2 separate regions of the Mus musculus genome follow, and region 1 is linked to region 2. A link is a loop called in an ENCODE intact Hi-C map of the cell type or tissue named here. Cell type or tissue: heart. All regions are shown on one strand. Links, peaks and the distances in the headings refer to the core of each region. The heading gives the core; the rest is flanking DNA.

Evidence for each region. Peaks named below come from ENCODE experiments on the same cell type or tissue, not always from the same donor. Only the 100,000 strongest peaks of a DNase experiment are listed, where the experiment ranks them.
Region 1: it touches region 2 in a loop (2.4-fold over the local background); 1 of 42 quality-filtered maps calls a loop at or near these places.

Annotation. Positions count from the first base shown.
Region 1 is chr7:75,634,082-75,645,253 of GRCm38, reverse strand. The region is part of intron 8 of Akap13 (A kinase (PRKA) anchor protein 13); the gene reads right to left. Among named protein-coding and RNA genes, the nearest start is that of AU020206, 140 kb to the left of the region's middle. In heart, for the core only: a CTCF peak has its summit at 5,530 (motif pointing left); DNase peaks (open chromatin) are centred at 2,653, 3,263, 4,903, 5,553 and 2 weaker places; H3K4me3 peaks cover 1,021 bases; H3K27ac peaks cover 1,368 bases.
Region 2 is chr7:75,451,205-75,462,376 of GRCm38, reverse strand. Akap13 (A kinase (PRKA) anchor protein 13) reads right to left here and starts at 6,843. Exons shown (of 37, transcript NM_029332.1): 1 at 6,629-6,843. In heart, for the core only: a CTCF peak has its summit at 6,856; a DNase peak (open chromatin) is centred at 6,926; H3K4me3 peaks cover 3,165 bases; H3K27ac peaks cover 1,720 bases.

The DNA.
Region 1 (11,172 bases), core at 1,401-9,400, 180 kb before region 2:
ATAGCTATCATTCCGCCCTTCTGCCACCTAAATAGTACCCTCTTTTGCTTTCTTCTGTCTCCCCCAACCTTCCAAAAACCACACTGAGGGAGGGGGAAAGAGACATTTCTGTGACAACAGAAGAGTGCTCCGCCTTTCCCTGGCCTGTTAAATTAAAAGGGCCGCAACATCACAAGACAAAGATCCTAGAAAGTAGCCTTTCTAAAGTTCTTATATAAGAGGGCAAAATATCAGAAGATAATTGTTATCTCTCAGAGGAAATGACTTTTCAGAGAAATTAAAACCAACATCATCTTTGGAACAAGTTCAAAACACCAAATTACAAAGTAGGCCTGGCAAGTTAAACCACCTGACAGTGATTACTGAGGGGCAGTGACACCACCACACCACAAATCACACCTCCTCCGAGGGCCACACCCAATGTGGATTTCACTGGCTTCTGTGTCTAGGTTTCTGAGCTCATTTGCCAGCTTCTTGTAGGGAGAGACTAAGTATTGTAACCCATACCCGAAAGGCCAAGGGAAGAAGGTAATGTTAGGCTAGCCTAGGATGCTTTACCAAGTTAAGGAGGTGCTTATCTCAAAGGGGCAGGGGATGGTGGCACAAGGGTGAGGTGGCTCAGTTGGTAAAGGTGTTTGCTGCTAAGCCTGAGTTTGATCCCCAGGACCCACAAGGCTGAAGGACAGAACAAACTCCCCAAGCTATCCTCTGACTATACAACAGGTGAGCCATGCCACATATACAACAGCAAAACATTGTAATGTCATAAAAGAAAGTGGGTTATCTCAAGTACTAAACAGAGTTGATACACCAACAATAGACTTCCACTATTTAACCCAGACATTAGATTAGTACTTTATCCAAAATTATTCCTTTTTCACTTAACCTGCTTCACTCTCCAAAATTTAGATGTTCAGGTTCTTTGGCTTCTATGAAGTACTTGGCTGACTTCCAATTTCCCTGCCTTTGCCAGAAAACAGCTAAACTTCCAAAAAGTACTTCATGAGTTGTCCAACATTCCCAGACTCTGGCCTTACCGAATGTAGAAGTCCTTACTAATTTTAGATTCAAGGATGTCTTCTGTGAACAATTAGCCAGTTCAGAGTCTCCGCCCCCTTCCGCTTAGACACCCAACCTTACTAACGATGTGAAATCAAACAAATGTAAATGCAGCTCATCACTGGTCAGAAGCTAAGGCAGGAAAAGAGTCAACTAGAGACAGTACCAACAGAATCCTGACTTCTTGTTTCCCTGGAAAACTAAGACTGAGAGACAGGAGAAGAGCAGATGGATAGGAAAGACCAAAGACCTACACAGACAAAGGGACAAAGAGACGGACAGAAAAGGAAGCTCACAGAGAAAGAGAGGTGGAATTGAGGTGTGGGGATGGGGCAAGCAACAGAAAAACAGAGGCATCTAGCAAAAGGGCAGCTCTGAGAATGAATTCCTCCTTTGTGATTATTTAGATTCTACTTAGAACAAGTAAAATTTTATTTTAGTAATAAGTGCTTTGTTGCAGATTCATTTTCTCTCTCTCTCTCTCTCTCACACACACACACACACACACACACACACACACACACACACACACAGACACAGTCTCTGTTCAGACATGCCTTTAAAGAACTTTAAATCCCCCACCCCCCCACCCCCTTGATCTTCTGTCACTGTTAGCTCAGGCTTTCTCACACTTCATCCTAGTTTAGGAAGGATCAAGACCGGGCAGTAAGGGTACAGAGAGAAGTCTTCCTGAGATGTTGAAACTGTATGAGGTGTGGCCCCTTCTTACCTTCAGCAACACCACATCGACAGTCCTGTCCACCTTGGAGATGTCACACAGGCTATAGCGCCTTTTGTGCCGCTCATACATTTTGTACAGATGCAGAAAAGAAGAGACAAAATGTAGACGGATATCTGCTGAATCCAGGGACCAATGTGCTCACACAGGTCCGAAATTCCAAATTCTCACAGTGGGCGGGAGGAGACTTCTGCTTCCAGATTCCTCTATATAGAAAACTCTCGGGTTAAGGAAAAAAAAAAAAAAAAAAAAAAAGCAGACTCCAAATCTGTGAACTAAGTGGGAACTTTCTGGCAACTTCAGAGCACGGAGACGAGTTTATAATTCATAATAAAAGCAGTCTGCAGTAAGATCGCTGCTGTGCAGATCTTGACTGAAAGAGAAGCACAGATCTTTTCCATCACTGCCGAGAACTCCAGTAGAAAAATTAAGGACGAACTGGCTAAGCATAATGGTTGGCACATGTATGCAGAAAACCCAGAGCCAGTAAGCACTTAGCCACGAAGACAAAGGTTTTTTTTTTTTTTTTTAAAAGGAAGGTGGCTATTTCAAAGTGATGGCACGAGAGAATTCCTTAAAACAACAAAGGCAAGAAACCTATATGGAGGCGGGGGGGGGGGGGGGGAGAAAAAAAATCTGGAGGTATTTTCTAGAGTATCCACTTTTTTAGCCAGTCTCCAGCTCTTCAGCAGCAGGGCTGGATTTTGACTTAAGTTGAAAATATCTAAGGACAGCCAGCCGGCCGAGTACAAGGAAAATAGACCACTCCCCCAGATGTCCTCCCTCCCTCCCTCCCTAGCTGGCTGCCGCTAGCTAGCCAGTCCCTCCCTCCGCAGCCTCCACACCCTTTACCCTGCTCTCTCAAGATCGTCATTACTTGCCCTTTCAGACCTGCACCAGCAGCCTTGGAGGTTTGGAAACCTAATTGCAGTGGTGGGAACATGAATCATCTACAGACTAAGAGAAAAAACAAGGCTTCCTTTTCCAACAGGCTTCCTCCTGCTCCTCCTCCTCCTTACAAGTCCCCAGTGAAAAAGGCTCTGTCAGACACCGCAAGGAACGACCTCAGTCCCTTTGATGCCAGTAGTATGCTAATAAAGAAAGGCGGTGTTATACTAAACACTACTAGTCTGTACTACAGCCTTGGCATTCAGGAAAGACACAGAGACCCTGAATCCAGCCAAGGCGTATACAGCATCTCCCTGCAGAATGCAAAGGAATGATTTAATATCAGAAAAATGTTAGCCAAATATTTCAGAGTTATGTCTCTAGGATGTAGAATTAGCTACAAAAATGTCTGGCAAGGGTTAGAAGTCATCACAAGTTAAGGTTTTGTCTCATCTGGGGTCTGAGAAAGTTCTAAAGAAAGTTAAAGAGATGGCATAGGATGAATGTACGCATGTCTCTTAGGACTCTTGGGACTAAGAAGAGTCACGTGGCTGAGACCGCCTTGCCTGTCACACCTCTCAATCATGGGACTATGTGACTTCATTTGCCTGTTTTCTTGCTTCTCCAGACCTCTCCAGTTGCCAGTCTCCTATGCCTCAGGAGCAGACACAGTCGTTCATTTTTAGACACTGGGGACTGTAATAAACATTGGAGGGGTAAAGAGGAAGAGGAATCAAGGAAGCAAAAAGCAGAAAAGAGAGGTGAAAGAATAGAAAAGGGGGTTAAAACAAAACCCTAAAATAAACCCACAGTGGGCTAGGTACGGACATGCCTTTAATCCCAGCACTATGGAGACAGAGCAGGCAGACCTCTGTGAGTTCGAGGATAGCCTGATCCATGACATGAGTTCCATGACAGACAGGGTTATATAAAGAGACTCTGTGCCAAAAGCAACACCAAACAAGGGAAACAGCATTCTAATGCTTTCCGGGAGAAGCAGTCCTACGTTCTCTCTAAGGGGACAGAGTGCAGCCCCTTACACGGATTTGGAGAATGTGAGTGTACAACCTTAAACACCACAACAGAAAGGAAGTGAAGGGACTAAATACTACAGTTTCTCTCAATAATGCAAGCAAAGTTGGTGAAAGGTGTTTTCTTTTTGAAGCTGTGAAAGGGTAACGAAGGTCTAATGAGTCACCATTTCCTCAGGCCAGGTGTTTAAGGAGGCTAGTCTGCTTAGGAGAAAGCAACGGAGCAAACCCAGGTAAGGTGGCCAGTTCTTCACTTACCCATCTGTCTACCCAAACACCACTGTCTCAGCTCCCTCTAACACAAGCCTCATCCTGATCCCACCACAGGTCCATTAAAAGCATGAAGGTGGACAATGTCCTCTTTCTGGTGCTCTAGAGAGCAAGCCTCGCTCACACCGGCACCGTAGACAGTAAGCACATGATGCTTTTCAGTACAGAGGATGCTAGACACAGTAGACACAAGACAATTGAAGAGATGAAGTTGTAAATAAAATTCTTGCTTAAGCTAACCAAAAAAGCACGGGACTCTGTGCAGGAGCATACAAGAACTTTGATATCATGTGGTTTAAGGGCATAGGTCCAAAGGTCCAGGAGGGGCAGGCTTAAGTGTACAAAAAATCTGGCTGCCTATTATATTTTATGGATCAACTTTCACCAAGCTATAATTTAGAATCCCCTCTTCCCAATGAACACAAAGCTGTCTCCCCTCTGTTCTCAAATGGTTTGCTCCTCACTGCCTCTCCCTTCTGTTCTAATTAGAATCAAATGTTTCCTGCTTGCAAGTTCCCAAGCATCTCTCTAGAGAACCAGAGATGCTCTGGTCACTGTAAAGTCTTTCTGTACCAACTCGATCAAACTAAAGATGATCCATATCCATTCAATAGACATTCTATGCCCTGCAGAAGAGGCAAACAAAGAAATAAAACCCATGGACTTTGTCCTTGGAAACTTTACATAATCAGAGAAATGTTTCAAAACCATTATAATTTTCTGAATGACACCAGAGGACTGTTTGAAATAAATATATTAGCCTTTTTTGTCTGTTTTTTTTTTGTTGTTCTAGAAATCTAGATTTTTCTCTTTTCTACACATACAAGCATATTAAGGACAATTTAAAACTGTCCTTGCTAATCTGTTTCTTCTCAGAGAACAAATGCTCTGGGTGGGGCAAAAATGCTGTGGGTGGGGCAGAAAGTCTGTTTGCTTTCCCCTTTGGATGTGCCCAGCACTCCCCCATGGAAGACAGAATCTGTAGTCTGTGCTCTTACTGCTGATGCTACAGTTCCAAGTTTTTATCAAAAACATCTGGAACCACTGAACAGCTATTCTGTTAGGATTTTGAAACACAGCAACCAATCATTTCCCATCTAAACTCTAGCTGAAAGCTACAGATTTGAAGGAGATTTTAAGTGCATTTCTTTGTTCCTTCAAGTTTAGGAACTTGCAAGAAAACACACAGATTTTTCATAAGCATGTGAAATAGGGGTTATTTACAGTATCAGCTCTCTCTCTCTGTGATCGATAGCCCACTCTCTATCTATGACAAGGAGCACCAACCCCTTCAATAGAAGTAACAAGCACTCAGATTATCATGTCATAGGCCTGAGATGTACCAAGTATTCCAGCACAAGAGTCTACTACGAATTTTCACACACTTTACTACATTTCTACTCAGGAGTTAAAATTTTCTTGATTTAATACTTTACCCAAATTGTTTAGATCTTAGGGACTGATGCTGTGTGGTTCTTTGGTTCCAGTTAAAATAGAAGCTCACAGAAGTTTATTGCCAGGCTTCTGAATTAGGGCGCCACCTGGTGGAAATTCTGACACTAAGGGCCAGAAAACCTTGTGGCTCTTAGGCAGCCAAACCCCTCCTCCCTCCAAGCTCAAAGAGAATGAACATAAAAGAGTAATGCTTAACCCACAAGGATCAATTCAGCTAGGCAGGGAACATGGGACAACTGAGGTAAAAACCAAGGGGCGGTTCTCCTAGGTGAGCCACTCTCTGCGATCCTGAGCAAACTGGAAAGTATTAATCTGATGATCTGGATGTGGAGTTCTGGAATGTACAAAAAAAGTGGTTTGAAGCTGGGCCCACCCCAAGTTCTTTCTTGCTCTATTACTACATCCTATTATTTGGATACTGAGATTTGTTGTTGAACACCTTGTTACATAAAAGTTCATTATATGTGGACGAATGAATAGCAAAGTAAAGAGAATTGATACATTTTCTAAAAACCATTATTATTGCAGATTCTTATTTTTCACCTTTAGTCTTCCGATGAGATGGAAAGCAAAGGTTTTACTATGCTAAAACGTTTACACTCACCAGAATATCGCACATTCATTGATGAAAATTTGATTAGCATCTACTTAAGGAACACTTGTCTGATTAGAACAAAGTTTCCTTCCAATGAGATGTGAGATGTGCATAGGGAAAGAAGGGCTGCAAAGCCAACATCTCCACCCAGGAGTTCCTTTTAAATGTCAGATGTCAGCGTTTAGGCAATGAGAGGAGCCCTACTCTTTCCTCTCGGCATTTCACTGGACACAGACTCAAGGTTCAAGGAGGGACAATCAGTAAAATAGGGAAGTTAGTAGCAAGCGTCAGGAAACACCTTTGCTTGAACTCTTTACTGCCTTTGCAAGGAGGGGGAACCACCACATACAACATTCAGCTTGAAGCAGCAAATTGTTTAATAATAGCAACAAGTGAAATAAGAACAAAAGATGGATGGCTTCACAGAAAAGTCTCTTCATGGATAAACATTCTTTTCTTAGATATTAAGTCTTCTAGAACAAGACCACAAATGTCAAATCTCCCCACTAGCTATCTGATATAAAGAGGGAAGAAATCCCGCCAGGCTTGGTTGCAGAGGTCTGTAATGCCAGCATTGAGGAGCTGCAGACTGGAGGAGCAGGAGTTCAAGATCAGCGTGCCTTAAAAATTTTTAAAAAGAAGAAAAAAAATGAAGGAAAAAAGGGAAGAATGAAAGAAAGGGAAGAGATAACGAGAGGAAAAAGTCAGGAAGGAGAGAAAAAAGGAGGGAGAGAGAGAAGAGGGAAGAAAAAGAGAATAACAGAATTTCAATGGGAAAACCTGATAGTTTAGTCTGTAGAACAAGTTTCCTGAAGCAAGATGATACTGGTAGAATGCTTGGCTATGTCTCTTGTTCACTAAGAAATCAATCAATCAATCAATCAATCAATCACTCTCTCTCTCTCTCTCTCTCTCTCTCTCTGTCTCCCCTCCGTCTCCCTCCCTCTCTGTGTGTGTGTATGTGTGTGTGTGTGTGTGTGTGTGTGTGTGTGTGTATGTTTGTTCCAAGAAAGACCAATAAGGTGGCCAGGTATGGTAACAGACATTTGTGAATTTGTGATCTCAACTATTTACTGCTACTTTTTAATTTTCCAGCAGTGTTCCTTTGAGGCCTGATCAAGAGAGTATCACACAAGGGCAGTCTTGCACTGGCCAAAACAAAGCAAAACCTATTCTTTCCACCTCTTACCCCCACCCATCTCAGTGGTGATGGTGACAAGAATTTCTTCTCAGATGAAGACATCTGGCTTCAGTAACTAAGAACTTTTATTCCAACAAAACAAGCACAAACAATATACTTCCATTCTGTTTCCCCTCTAAGGTGTTAATAATAAGAAGGGCATGCTTTCTCCACACTTTAGTCCTTTCCAATGCATTGCACAACAGTTCTGTTTTTGTTTTGCTGTTTGCATACACAGTGATACACTAGGGCTAGGAATGCTAAGTGCAAAGCTGCTATAGCAGGCAGAGGAAAGACAGCAGATCAAAGGAGCAGTGGTGAACCCACACACCTATGGTCACTTGATCTTCGACAAGGGAGCTAAAACCATCCAGTGGAAGAAAGACAGCATTTTCAACAATTGGTGCTGGCACAACTGGTTGTTATCATGTAGAAGAATGCGAATCGATCCATACTTATCTCCTTGTACTAAGGTCAAATCTAAGTAGATCAAGGAACTTCACATAAAACCAGAGACACTGAAACTTATAGAGGAGAAAGTGGGGAAAAGCCTTGAAGATATGGGTACAGGGGAAAAATTCCTGAACAGAACAGCAATGGCTTGCTCTGTAAGATCGAGAATTGACAAATGGGACCTAATGAAACTCCAAAGTTTCTGCAAGGCAAAAGACACCGTCAATAAGACAAAAAGACCACCAACAGATTGGGAAAGGATCTTTACCTATCCTAAATCAGATAGGGGACTAATATCCAACATATATAAAGAACTCAAGAAGGTGGACTTCAGAAAATCAAATAACCCCATTAAAAAATGGGGCTCAGAACTGAACAAAGAATTCTCACCTGAGGAATACCGAATGGCAGAGAAGCACCTGAAAAAATGCTCAACATCCTTAATCATCAGGGAAATGCAAATCAAAACAACCATGAGATTCCACCTCACACCAGTCAGAATGGCTAAGATCAAAAATTCAGGTGACAGCAGATGCTGGCGTGGATGTGGAGAAAGAGGAACACTCCTCCATTGTTGGTGGGATTGCAGGCTTGTACAACCACTCTGGAAATCAGTCTGGCGGTTCCTCAGAAAACTGGATATAGTACTACCGGAGGATCCAGCAATACCTCTCCTGGGCATATATCCAGAAGATGCCCCAACTGGTAAGAAGGACACATGCTCCACTATGTTCATAGCAGCCTTATTTATAATAGCCAGAAGCTGGAAGGAACCCAGATGCCCCTCAACAGAGGAATGGATACAGAAAATGTGGTACATCTACACAATGGAGTACTACTCAGCTATTAAAAAGAATGAATTTATGAAATTCCTAGCCAAATGGATGGACCTGGAGGGCATCATCCTGAGTGAGGTAACACATTCACAAAGGAACTCACACAATATGTACTCACTGATAAGTGGATATTAGCCCAAAACCTAAGATACCCAAGATATAAGATACAATTTCTTAAACACATGAAACTCAAGAAAAATGAAGACTGAAGTGTGAACACTATGCCCCTCCTTAGAAGTGGGAACAAAACACCCTTGGAAGGAGTTACAGAGACAAAGTTTGGAGCTGAGATAAAAGGATGGACCATGTAGACACTACCATATCCGGGGATCCATCCCATAATCAGCTTCCAAATGCTGACACCATTGCATACACTAGCAAGATTATGCTGAAAGGACCCTGATATAGCTGTCTCTTGTCAGAGTATGCCTGGGCCTAGCAAACATAGAAGTGGATGCTCACAGTCGGCTATTGGATGGATCACATGGCCCCCAATGAAGGAGCTAGAGAAAGTACCAAAGAAGCTAAAGGGATCTGCAACCCTATAGGTGGAACAACATTATGAACTAACCAATACCCCGGAGCTCTTGACTCTAGCTGCATATGCATCAAAAGATGGCCTAGTCGGCCATCACTGGAAAGAGAGGCCCATTGGACACGCAAACTTTATATGCCCCAGTACAGGGGAACGCCAGGGCCATAAAAGGGGAGTGGGTGGGTAGGGGAGAGGGGGTGGGTGGGTATGGGGGACTTTTGGTATAGCATTGCAAATGTAAATGAGCGAAATACCTAATAAAAAATGGAAAAAAAAAAAAAAAGGAGCAGTGGTTTCCATTCAAGTGGGTGGAGAGTAAGAGAAGGGTTAAAATCTTAACAAGAATAGGATTCTGGACACTGAGAGTCAGAGAGGGAAGAGCACTTTAAGGGTCATATTTGACTAGATGTCTGCTTGGACAATGAATTAAAAGGAGGCATTCAGTAGAGGAATTGACAGCAGGAGAGATTAGGTACATTTAGGACTAGATTACAGAGATGTCCAAGACAAGCTGTGTGGTAAGTGGCAGAACTAATGTTTATGTCTAGAAATTGGGAGAATGCTTAAGAATTAGGTATACAGATCTGGAAATCAAAACACAGATAAGAAATCGAGAAAATTCAAAGAAAAAAAGTACCTCCCAGCAGGACCAGTAAGTAGTGTCAAATGCTGAGAAAGAGGAAGAGTGTGAGTGAGATGGACTTGGCAGTGTAAATGTTTCACGGGACATGAAGCTACCTCCGCATCAGTGACCAGAATGCCTGACAGAAACAAGGAAAGGGAGGAAAGGTATTACAGGGGAACTGAGTCCTATCTGAATTCCTTCGTGACCAGGATGTGCTGGCACAGAGGTTCTCTCTCTGTCTCTGTGTGTGTACCACAAGCTTCATACTGCCCACACTCTTCATTGCAACTCATTTTCCACTACTCTCTGCAAGGTCAATGTATAAAAAGCTGGTGTCTCCAAGTTCCAAGATTATGATGCAGTTTGCCCTACTTTAATTTCCCAGCTCACTTTAACTTCTAGGATCATCCCTCTTTTCCCAACATCTTTTGGATGTTGGTATGCCTTTACCAACATTTACCCCTCAAATCTCACTTTATGAACTCAGATCTCTTTATCCATAGTCATTCCTACAGCTCTTCTTTGAAGTACTATGGCACTGGCTCTATGGTGGCTTCCCCTATAATCACGGGTACTGCCTGCTTGATCTGCCTCTAAGTAGAAGATGATCACTTTAAAATCAATAGCATTTACTTTTTCTTTATAGTGCCCAACGCACTTTAAGGCACATAGGCCAGATGGTGACAGATTATGTCTTTGTTCACTACTGTATCATAATCCTAAAACTCCCTTAATAGCTGACCAAATTTAGTTATTAAACAATTCAAGGATGTCAGGACTGGGGCTTGAAAGATGACTTGGTAAAAAGCACTTGCCCCACAAGCTGGACAAACTGAGTTTGGATCCCTAGGATTCACATAGAAGCTAGTCATGGGAATGGGAGGGGAAATAGAATCTGCAGAAGCCTGTGACTGCGCGCACGCATACATACACATACACACACACACACACACACACACGCAGAGAGAGAGAGAGAGAGAGAGAGAGAGAGAGAGAGAGAGAGAGAAGGTGCGCACATCTGTGCTAGCATAAACAAATGAAAAGTTGAAGTTTGAAAGGTATGAACAGACAACCCCTCCCCTGAAATAAAAACTTCAAAATAACCGTAAGTTTAGGAAAAATTGAATCCCAATATAAAAGCAGTGCGTATTACTTTAGGAGATGACTTGTTCCTCTGATTTTTCTCTTCACAGCAAGAAGGAATAACTCTGGTACAGTCATTCTGTAAGAGAAGCCAAGAAATGATTCAGCTTCCCATGGAAGACCTTCCTCATCACTCCCAGCGAACTCACCACAGTACAGTCATGCTTTCCAGAGCGCAGAAGTACAGCTTGCTCTTTTTTTTTTTTTTTTTAAATCAAGGTTCAAAAGACAAAGCAAAAAAGAAAAGTCCGCTGTGGGAGAAACAATATCAAAAACCCACTGTAGGACTTTCCTGTCAGGTTTATGTCAGTATTTATGTGTCCCCCAAACAAAAACTGATTCTCACACTGGAAGCGATCTGAA
Region 2 (11,172 bases), core at 1,916-9,915:
CTCAAAGCCATCCTCAGCTACAGAGTTCCAGGCCAAACTGCTACAGAAGTTACATTCTATATAATTCCACTTTTATGACACCCCCCAACACACACACACACACACACACACACACCATGGCTTGAGACAGTCTCATATAGTCCAGGCTGGCCTTGAACTCCCTATGTAGGAAGAAATGATTTCAAATTTATGATCTTCTTGCCTCCACCCCATCCTACTCCAAGTACAGGGATTATAGGCATTCACCACCATATTCCAAGTTATCTGTTACTAGGGATCAAACCTAGGTTTTTGTACAGCCTAGGCACACAATTGACCTACATTCCTAGTCCTAAATGATCTTTAAAGGGATCATCATCAACAACAACAATGAAACAAACAAGCAAACAAACAAAACTCATGAAGACAGAAAACAGAATAATGGGTTCTGAAAATCAAGGAGTGAAAAACCAAATTAACTACAAAAGGATTTGGATGAATCTGAAAGGACAAAGGTACTATTCTAATTCAAGCAGTGGTTAGATGAATATACGAATTTGTCAAAATTTAGAAGACATTATGCACTGAAGCCAGTGAATCTGAGTAAGTGTATGAATGAAACCCATGGGAGACTAAAGACATAGTAACAATGTACTGAGTGAAACTTGCTTTTTTTCCCTAGCTTGAATCTCTGTGTGGTGTGCACACCTATATGTAGACCCTCCTGCTGGCACAAGTAAATATGGAGGACAGGTGGATGTGGGCAGTCACTCTCTACCTTATTCTTGAGGTGGAGTCACTTGGTGAACCTGGAACTCACAGACTGGCTAGACCAGCTGGCTAGGAAGCCTTGGAGATCCTCCACCTCCCAACCTTCAGATTACAGACACACAGTGTCACACCTGGTACTCAAGCTTACCACATTAAGCACTTTACCAAGGAGCTATTGCCCAGTCCCTCAATAATTTTTTTCAAATCAATGCTAGTTGAAATAAAATATATGTTGAAAGATGTAGTACTGTTTAAATTAGATGTGAATAACTGGATTTTATTAGGTATTATCAATTAGGTATTATCAAGGCCAAGCCAACCACCTATGTGGAAGTCTCTATATTCACTAACCACTCTAAGCTGCAACTAGAGTTCCAAAGCAGACAGAGACAAGATGGGTGTGGTTGCAGCTCATGAAAACCTTATTTATGAAAACAGGCAGTAGGCCAGCTAAGAGGACACACGGTGCCAAAAACATAATACCCTAGGAGTTGCCTATGATAAAGTGGGCAGGAGATGAGCATTGAAGAGACTGGCCCAAAAGGTGGCAGGCATATTACCTTGGTAGTGATGTTCTGTTTTGACTCTACTGACTTACAGGCAAGGATACTTTGTCATAATAAACTCACTAAACTCTGTCCTTAAAATGGGTGTGTTTTATTACATTCTATAATAACCTTGACAAACTTGATTTGTTTTAAAATGTACTTGAAATTTTCATATGACAATATCAATGATATGGAAAAGTCTGACTTCTGTGCCTTAGTAATCAATAATCATAGTAATCCATCAATAATAATAGCATAAAGGCCTATTAGCTAGCAACACGGCCACTGTCAAGTAACTTCAGAAGCCTTTTCTTATCCTAAAAATGGGTTAATAATTTCATTCTCAAGATTTCTTGTTTGCTTGTTTTCTCCCCAAGGGACAGTTGAGAAATGAATAATGAATGAAGGTAAAATAAAGTGCAATAAAGTGCATCTAAAACAGAAGACTAAGTAAACAAATACTAAAGTGTAGTATGAAAGTGAGGGTAAACAACCAGAGCTCCACTGACCTCCTCTGTAGTGTAATTCCAACATCCTGACATTCTTTGTTCACTGTTTACCGTGAACTCACCTGACATCAAGCCCTGGCAGCCCAGGTCAGTTGCTGAGTAGACAGTAATTTGCATCTAACAACAAGCATGCTGAATCAAAAGCTAGTTTAACCAATATTCCCTGATAAATATTTGGTAAAAGGAAATGTGAGAAAAACCAGATAGAACATGAAAACAGGTCAGCTTTCCCAGGAAAGAAGGAGGGTAGACATCTTATAACATTTTAGCTGGCTTCTCTGGGGGAATGACAGAGAAGCTAGTGGCAAGTCTGCCCTTTGGGGCTGGGATTTACATTTTATCCATACCAGGAGCTAATCATTGAAAATGTAGCACCACACACGGTATGGTGCTTTCTGGCCTGTGTTTCTCACAACAGTAGCATTTAGCTGACAGGATAATACTGGGGGGGGGGGGCCTGGGGGCTATAATAAGCAAGGATACTGAGAAAGATAAAATGGCTTGCTCAAGATCAGACTGCCGGTAAGTGGCAGTGTGTGGATGCAGCTGTCTGTATACCATGTGCTTTTAGCAGAGATCAACATGAAAAAACCATCCTTGGGTTCTACAAAACTAAATCTTTAACTCTAAGGGTTTTTACATGCATTGGCATCTCAAGTTAAAAAAGAACAAAAGTGTGCCACAGGAATTAATTAACCTTTCAGAATATTTCATTATTTTGGGTGGTGGGGACCAACTCTATGATCAAGAGTAGGCTTATGATGAGAAAATAAAAAGTATTACAAGATACCTATCCGGTGGCATAAAGAGCAAACACCTCCCACTCTCCACTTTCTTTCACTCACTATCACACCATGCAAACATACCAAGATACAGTTCTGAAAAGAAAAAAGAAAAAAAAAAAGCACCCCATTACCCAACACAGAATTCAGACAAGCACAGTATTTCAGTACTGGATCTGCAAGTCCAACCTCTTAGCAAAGACTGATGAAAATGGGTTTGATCTTATTATGATGACTGTATCAACACCAAGGTGACTAGAAAACTGTAAATGTGCGACATGGGCATGAAATAAACTTCTTCCTACAAACAGCTTCCTTCTCTCTTCCTCAAAACAGTAAGCTAGGCAGGCCACACAACACAGGGACAATCACTTCCATGTGGATATCCATCCTTATCAGTATTAACTGTAGCTCAGGACTAACTTTAAGACAAGCAAGCATCAGGTGGCTTGGTCTGGGATGTTTATCCCTACAATCTCAGGTTTGATCAGGTAAACAGTTCTAAAACTTATCTACTCTGTCTGGCACTTTAAACATTCTGAACTAAGTTGGTACAACTGACTTTAGCCACTGCTCCTCTCTGTAAATAGTGGCACTTGAAAAAGCAACTGAGTGGTGTACTCGAGTCTCTGAACTATGTATTCTGCTGACACTCCATCCCGTTCTACCTTGAGCAAACCTGAGAAATGTCATAAAGCCACAAATATTATTTTCAAGACCGAAGTAAAACAAAGGGTACTGACTATAACTCAAGACACTATGGTGGTCTGAATGAGAATGCCCTCATAGGTTCATAGATGTGAATGCTTGCTCATCAGACAGTGGCACTATCTGAAAGGTTAGGGGGTGTGTCCTTATTAGGCAATGGGGCTATATGGAGGGTCAGGGGGTGTGGCTTTTTGTGGAAAGATATGGTCTTATTGGAGGAATTATGTCACTGGGGGTAGGCTCTGAGGTTTCAGAAGCATAAGCCAGACCGAGACGCTCTCTCTCTCTCTCTCTCTCTTTCTGTTGCCTGAGGATCCAGATGTAGAACTTTCAGCTATCTCTCCAGCACCATTTCTGCCTACATGCTGCCATGCTCCCTTCTATGATGGCAATGGACTCAATCTCTGAAACTGTAAGCAAGCTCCAGATAAATGCTTTCCTTCATAAGGGCAGTCATTTTCATAGTGTCTTAAACACTAAGACAGACTCTTGCTAGTACTGAAAACAATCTCTCTCTTGTCATTTCTCACACTATACAGCTGTACAGATTTCATTCCTACCAAGGCACCTGGGATCCCACTCAAAAGAAAGCTAACAGGTGACAAAACGGTATAGCCTCTCTCATCCTTCTGTTCAGAGGACGTCTTTTACATTTATTTGTCTTTAGGGTGGAAGTTAATTCACAAGTGTGAATGTGGAGGTCAGAGGACAAGTTTCAGGAGTTTGTGGGACCTGAACTTGGGTCATCAGGCTTGGTGGCAAGTACCTTTACCCACTGACCCACCTTCTGTTCGGAACCCTCACTTTAAAAACACTTTTTAAAAGCCATGTAAAACCGTACCACAATGATCTTTTTAGCCACCAGGAAGCAGAATATTGGACAGTGTACTAAGTCTCCTAGACCATTTCATGCATTCCTAAGAACATAATATTACTACCCCTTACAAGGAAAGAAGCAAGCTCCAGAGTCAAGTGCAGTGCTCAAGGCTTCAAAACCGTGGAAGGAAAGCTGAGGATCTGAACTCAGATTTACATAACTCCAAACAGGGAATTTCTTCTAAACTATGCTCCCTCCCAATTTCACAATGAAGGACTGGGAAGAGCCATGAATGAATCTGTTCAGTAGCTTAAGAGTCTCAACAGGGAGAGTGTGAGGGATGCATTTCAAAACTGAAAATTTCTTTTTTTTTTTTTTTTTTTAAGTCCAGAGTGTACTCTTTAAATCCCAGTTATTTTCTAGAACAAATCAACAAAAAGAGTTTTTAAAGCTGGGAAAAGTGATACACACGCGTTATCTATCCCTAAGGAAACCAAGGCAAGGAAACCTTGAGCTCAAAGCCAACATACACTACAAGGCAAACCCTACACACACACACACACAGACAGAGAGGGAGAGAGGGAGAGGGGAAGGGGGGAAGGGGGGTGCTAGGCTCTTCATTCCAGCATGCAGGCAGACAGATCTCTGTAACTTTAAGACCAGCCTGAGCTACACAGTAAGACCCTATCTCAAGAGAGAATTAACAAAGTCTCCTAAAAGTAAAGTAAATTTCACCACAGATGTGCAAGCTAATTGTCATTTTGTACAAGGCCCCAGAATTAATGGGTTTCTCCTGTGTACACTATCACTAGCCAGTGAAAATCACCTCACCTAAATCAAACAAAAGCTAAACACCAACTGTGTGGACTTTTCTAGAAAAAAAAAAAAAAAAAAAAAAAAAAACAACACACACACAGAGCATAGCAAAATACCACCCATCACAATCCTTAAGGTGTAAAAAGACTAGAAAAGACCATTTATACTACACATAGTTCCCATTTAGTGAAGCAAATACCCTAGAACAAAAGTATGTGTAGCATGTTACCACAGTCCAGAGAAGGTGTCCTGGCCACCCGATTTTGCAGTATTTGTTTATATTATGTAACTAACCAATAACTCCCAACTTCTGTCCACCTCCTTTGCTCACCACACCCACCCCAGAAAGGAAAATTAAGCACAAAGACTGTGAGTCCTGAATCCCTGTGCCTTCAGAATATTTTTCCTTGGTTTCATCAGGTAAACGAAGCTGGGTTTCATACAAAGAAAAGCCAAAAACAAAACAGAAAACCCCACACACCACTTGTCCATGTTATTCACATAGAAAAAAAAAGCAAAATGCCATGAGCAGTAGCCTTCAAAGAAAAATTTAAGTTTAACAAATGTCAAAGAAATACAACTAAAATTAACATGAAGTGACGGGGGGAGGGGGGTGGGGGGGAGGCATTGTGTTTCAGTATGAATGATAGGGTTCTCTCTTGGGAGCTAAAACTGAATTACCATTACAGCGCAAGTCTAGTCAACGAAATGCAGCGGAATGATTCCCAAGAGATGATGGTGTACAAAGTGACACACTGGTTTATCTCAGAGTCATCTCGACTGATAGGAACTTCTTTACAGACAATGAATGCACGTTCAAGAACTGGAGCGCTCCTCCTGACCCGGGCAATCCAAAAGTTTGGGGGGTGGGGGTTTAAATGAGTAAGTGACTTCGGGAAATCATGAGGGTAGTAACAAAAAACAGACAGACAGACAGACAGACAAAAAGGCACATCACTTTGTAAATCTGCTCAACGCAATGAACTCTCAAAATAACTTCATTATGAAGGGGAAAAGCAAAGACTGAAACACTCAGAGATTGCTCAATCCATTTTCATTGTGAACTCCTGAGTTCACAGTAGAGTCTAGACACTTAGAGTTAGCCAATATTTTCAGCCGAAAGACAGACACTTTCTTAGCGAGAAATAAACTGAGGGTGCGTCTCGCACCCCAGTTAAGTGTCAGCGAGCCTATTTACGAAAAGCAGTGATTCGCTAGTTCTCAAAGTGCTTGCACTAGAGCTCGAGGGGCAGAGGAGTCGAATGCGCCACCGTTCCCGGGGCGCCCACCGCGCCCCCCTCCCCATCTCGGGAGAAAGCCCCCAAAGGTGGCCGGGGCGCGCAGTGTTTACCCGGCTTGACTGCCCCGGGGAGCTGCTCGTTCCCGGAGCCGCACTCTCTGTTCGAGCGGCGCGCCCCACCGAGCAGCCGTCCCTCAGAGGAGAGCCGCAGCCGGCGCCACAGAAGCGGGCAGCAGAGGAACGTGGGTCCGAGGAGGCCGGGATCGGCGGCCGCGCTATCCACCCCTGGCTGCCGATGCTAAGAAGGGTCCGCCACCCGCGTCGCGCCCGCGCGTCCCCGCGTCCCGCAGCTCGCGCGCGCGGCCGAGAGCAGCCGAGGGGGAGGGGCGGCTGCGCGCGCGCCCCCTCCTCAGACGCCCAAACTTCCCTCAACTCCCTCAACTAAGTTGCGCTCTCACCGTGCGGCTCCCCGGGCTCCCCCGCGGGCCGAGCCGGAGCAGCTCCGCGCCTTGGCCGCGGAGAAGGACAATAGGCGGCCGCTCCCTCGGCGGCGGCGGTGACGGCTGGAGCAAGGAGCAAGCACGGCGGTCTCAACCGAGCCCAAGAGCTTAGCAGCAGCAGCTCCGGCTCTGCGACCGCCCTGCACACAGACCTGCCCACCCGCGCATGCGCCGCCTGCGGCCCGGGGTGGGCGGTGCAACGAGCCAAGCCTAAAAGTTTCTATTGGACAATTAGACTACCCATCATGTTCTGTGAGCCCAATAGGAAGGCTTCTTGGCAGTTGGCTCTGGTTGCTAAGGAACGATGAGGTTGACCGCCACTGCTGCCAGGCGGCAAAGTGATCAAAGTCGGGTGGCTGGCAGCAGCTGCTGGGGAAATGCCCACCCACCTTCTCCTATCCGCCCCATCACCGGAAGCCACCCTTCCTCTGTGCGCCTGGTGCTTACCTAAGTCGGAGCACTTACCACACGTTGACGCTAAGACTCAATAGAGTCTTCTTAAGAGTCCAAGGTGGAGCGGCACAAAGTACTCAAGTATGTTGGATGGGTGAAGATTGTCACAGTGACTTTGAGCTATTCGATCACCACAAAATCATTGCCTTTGAGTTGCTATGGACTTCAGAAACCATCTAGTTGCTTCGGAGAAACCAAGTATGGACATGTTCCAATGGTGACCCAAGATACTACATTAATTGGTACAAAAAGAAACTTCTTTTTGATAGTTACATATTGTAATGTGTTATTAAGGGAAAACATGCCTATAATGCCAAACTATTTTGACATGTTATTTTTTCGGTCAATAGAAAGTTGGGGGGGGGGGGAGCCGGGGATTATGAATATTACGCAAGAAATGTGAGGTTTTCTGTGCAGTTTAATATTTATTGTGGTCGAAGTAAGAAAGGTAGTTTCCTAGGAGGAGAAGGGTATTGACTGGGAAGGAACAGAATGGAATCTCTGCGAGTACTGGCCTTGCATTTTTATTTAGGTGATCAAAACATATTAATATGAAAATATTATGTGGCTGTACCCCTAAGATAAATACCCCATTGGGGGACAGTTTCCTTTAAGTATTGGACTCCCTCTGGCCAACCATCTCCCAGTAGATGACCCAGCACCCACACAGCTATGGACAGTACAAGTTGAACACAGTGGATCATAAGTTTTTTTAAAGAGCAGAAGGAGAATAAGAAGTTGAGAGGGATGGGTTGGGAGAATGTGGCCAAAGTATATTATATGAATGAAGAAAATGTTCAAAGAATTATATGAAAAGATTAACTTCATATAATTTCAAAGTCAGTTTAAAAAAAATAGTAATACAAGATATGGACCTGCCAAAAACTGCAAGAATGGAAGTCACTGTCATTTGGGAAGTTTTAATCCAGACAAGGTCACTACCATCATGAAAATATTTAACAGAAAGTATTATCAGTGCCTGGTGATTGTACCAGGCATTTTCTGTTGTTAAATGTCACTTTCCCTTTTTAAAATTATTTTAATTGAAAAGATGCTTCATATAACATGTTTTGATCTTGTTTTCCCACTCTCCAGTTCCTCTCAGATCCTCCCCACCTCCCTACTCATCCAACTTCATGTTTTTTCTTTTCTTCTTCCTTCATAAAACAAAAGCAAAAAGTACGAAACACAAAAATGGAAATCAAACAATCAAATCCAGGATCAAGTCCAAAAAGAAAAAGAAAGCCAAAACACAGCACAATGAAACAAAAAGTCCACAAAAATACCACTGAGTCCATTTTGTGTTGGCCAATAACTGGAACATGAGGCCTGCCCTGAAGTGTGATTGATAAAACCAGTGAGAGTGCATTGGAGAAAACGGATTATCCCTTTGCCAGGGCATATTGATTGTATATATCTTCTTGCTTAGAGGCTGGGAGCCTATGACCCCTTCCTCCCTCTAGATGCTGGGACTCCTGGCTTGAACCTTTGCAAATCTTTTGTGTGCCAACACTGCATGAGTTCATATGCATATCAGTCCTATTGTGTCTGGTAGTCACTGTTTCTTGTAGTCATCCATCACCTCTGTCTCTTACAGTCTTTCTGCCTCCTCTTCCTCACTCCTTCCTGACCCTTGAGGGCAGGGGGTTGGTTAGAAGGTCCCGTCTAGGACTAATGCTCCAATGTCTGTCCCACTCTATATGTTGTGCACTTTTTGGTCTCTATGTTAATTCCCATCCACTACACGAAGCTTCTCTGATGTGGATTGAGCAAGGCCCTTATGAGTATAGCCATATGACACTAAGAATCGTTATATTGCTATGTTCCTTTAGCAGAAGAAGAATAATAGGTTTCCCCTAGACCCAGGACCTATCAAGTTTCAAGTTCTTAGCCACTTTAGTAGTCAATGTAGGTTTGGGTTTCATTTCATGGAATCACAAAGTGGTTGGTTACTCCCATAACATTGGTGCCACTATTCAACTAATATGTCATGTCGTCAGGTCATTGTTCTAAGTCACAAATTTTGTTGCTGGATAACATCAATGATTACTTTTTCTACTCCAGTACCTTGCAGAGTAGCTTCCAGTAGCATGGCAGCTAGTCAGTAAAGGGGAAGCTTCTAGTTAGTCACCAGCTCAACCCTTCCATGTGTGATGACACACGCAGCTGTTATCTTCAGCAACCGGCCTTTACCATCAGGTTATGGGGAGTAGAAACAGCCTGTGATACTTGAAGGTTTCTATTAGGGCCCCTGTGGCCAACAACGCAACAAGATATCGCCCATTCCTGGCACTGGAGGCTTTAAGGAGTGGCATATGATGTCCAGTTGTCTCCCTGTTATTTAGTGGTTCCTTTTAGATGCCTTTCCTATGTTCATGTATTTTAGGAAGCTTCTACAGTAGGTTTCCACATTGGCTTTTCAAAAGTAGTACTTGTCCCTCCACACAGTCCCTTTCTTACACTTCTCTCCTATTCTCATCTCAATTTAATCCTCCTAGTTTCCCCATTATCTTTCCATAACAATATATTATATTGCCCCTACATATAAGACAAAACTTAAAATATCTGTCTTTGGGAATCTATGGTACTGCACTCAGGGTAGTTTTTTTTTTCTAGCTCTATCCATTTACTCATAAATTCCATGATTGATTGTAATAGCTGAAAAATACTCCACTGTATAAATTTATCACATTATCCATCAGTTGGTGGACATCTAGGCTGTTTCCAAGTTTCAGGCTATTATGAATAGAGTGGCCATGAACATGGATGAGCTAGTATCTCTATAGTAGGATGTAGAACCCTTTGGGTATATATATATATCCAAGATTGATATAGGTGGATCTTGAGGTAGATTGACTTCCAGCTTCCTACTGATTTCCATAGTGGCTAGACAAGTTTGCGTTCCCACCAGCTATAAGTAAGTGTTCCCCTTTCCCTGCACCCTTAGCAACATGTGCATTCTTTTATTGATCTTGGCCATTCTGACTGCTGTAAAATGAAATCTTAAAGTAGTTTTGATTTGCATTTCCCTGATGGCTAAGGATGTTGAACATATTTTTTTAGCTTTATTTATTATTATATCTAAGTACACTGTAGCTGTCTTCAGATGCACCAGAAGAGGGTGTCAGATCTCATTAGGGATGGTTGTGAGCCATCATGTGGTTGCTGGGATTTGAACTCAGGACCTTTGGAAGAGCAGTCAGTGCTCTTAACCACTGAGCCATCTCTCCAGCCCTTGAACATATCTTTAAGGGTTTCTCAACCACTGGGTTTCACCTTTTGAGAGCTCTCTGCTTAGTTCTGTACTGCACTTTTGGGCTGAACTATTTGTTTTCTTGATGTTCATTTTTTTTCTTCATATATTTTAGATACTAATTCTCTGATAATCTGATAATCTTGGCAAAGATCTTTTCCCATTCTATAGGCTGCTGCTTTGCCAAAATTATGGAAACTATATGATCCTTGACCATACAGAAGTTTTTCACTTCATGAGGTCCCATTCATTAATAATTGGTCTTACTGCCTGTGTTACTAGTGTCCCACTCAGATATGCCTCCTCTGTGCAAATAGTTCAAGACTATTGCCCTACTTTCTCTTCTATCAGATTCTGGATTCAATTCTTCACAGAAATTGAAAATAAAAAAAAATTCAACTTTGTATGGATACACAAAAATACTCAGAATATGTGAAACAATTTTTCATTTATTTTTTAATTAAGAATTGATATTGCTAGAATAGCCATTTTCACAGTACTAATTCTACTGATCCGTGAGCATGGGAGATGGTTCAATCTGGTATCCTCTTCAATTTCTTCCTTCAATGCCTTAAAGTTTTTATTATACAAGTATTTTACTTTCGTGGATAGAGTTATCCCAAGATCTTCTCTCTTTCTACTTTAATTAATTTGGCCAAGGTTTAATCAATCTTACTGATTTTCTCTAAGTTAGGAACCAACTCTTTCTTTCATTGATCCTTTATATTACTTTGTTTGTTTCCAGCTCATGGCTTTATGCCTTGGGTTTGATTCTTCCTTTTCATCTATTCTTTGG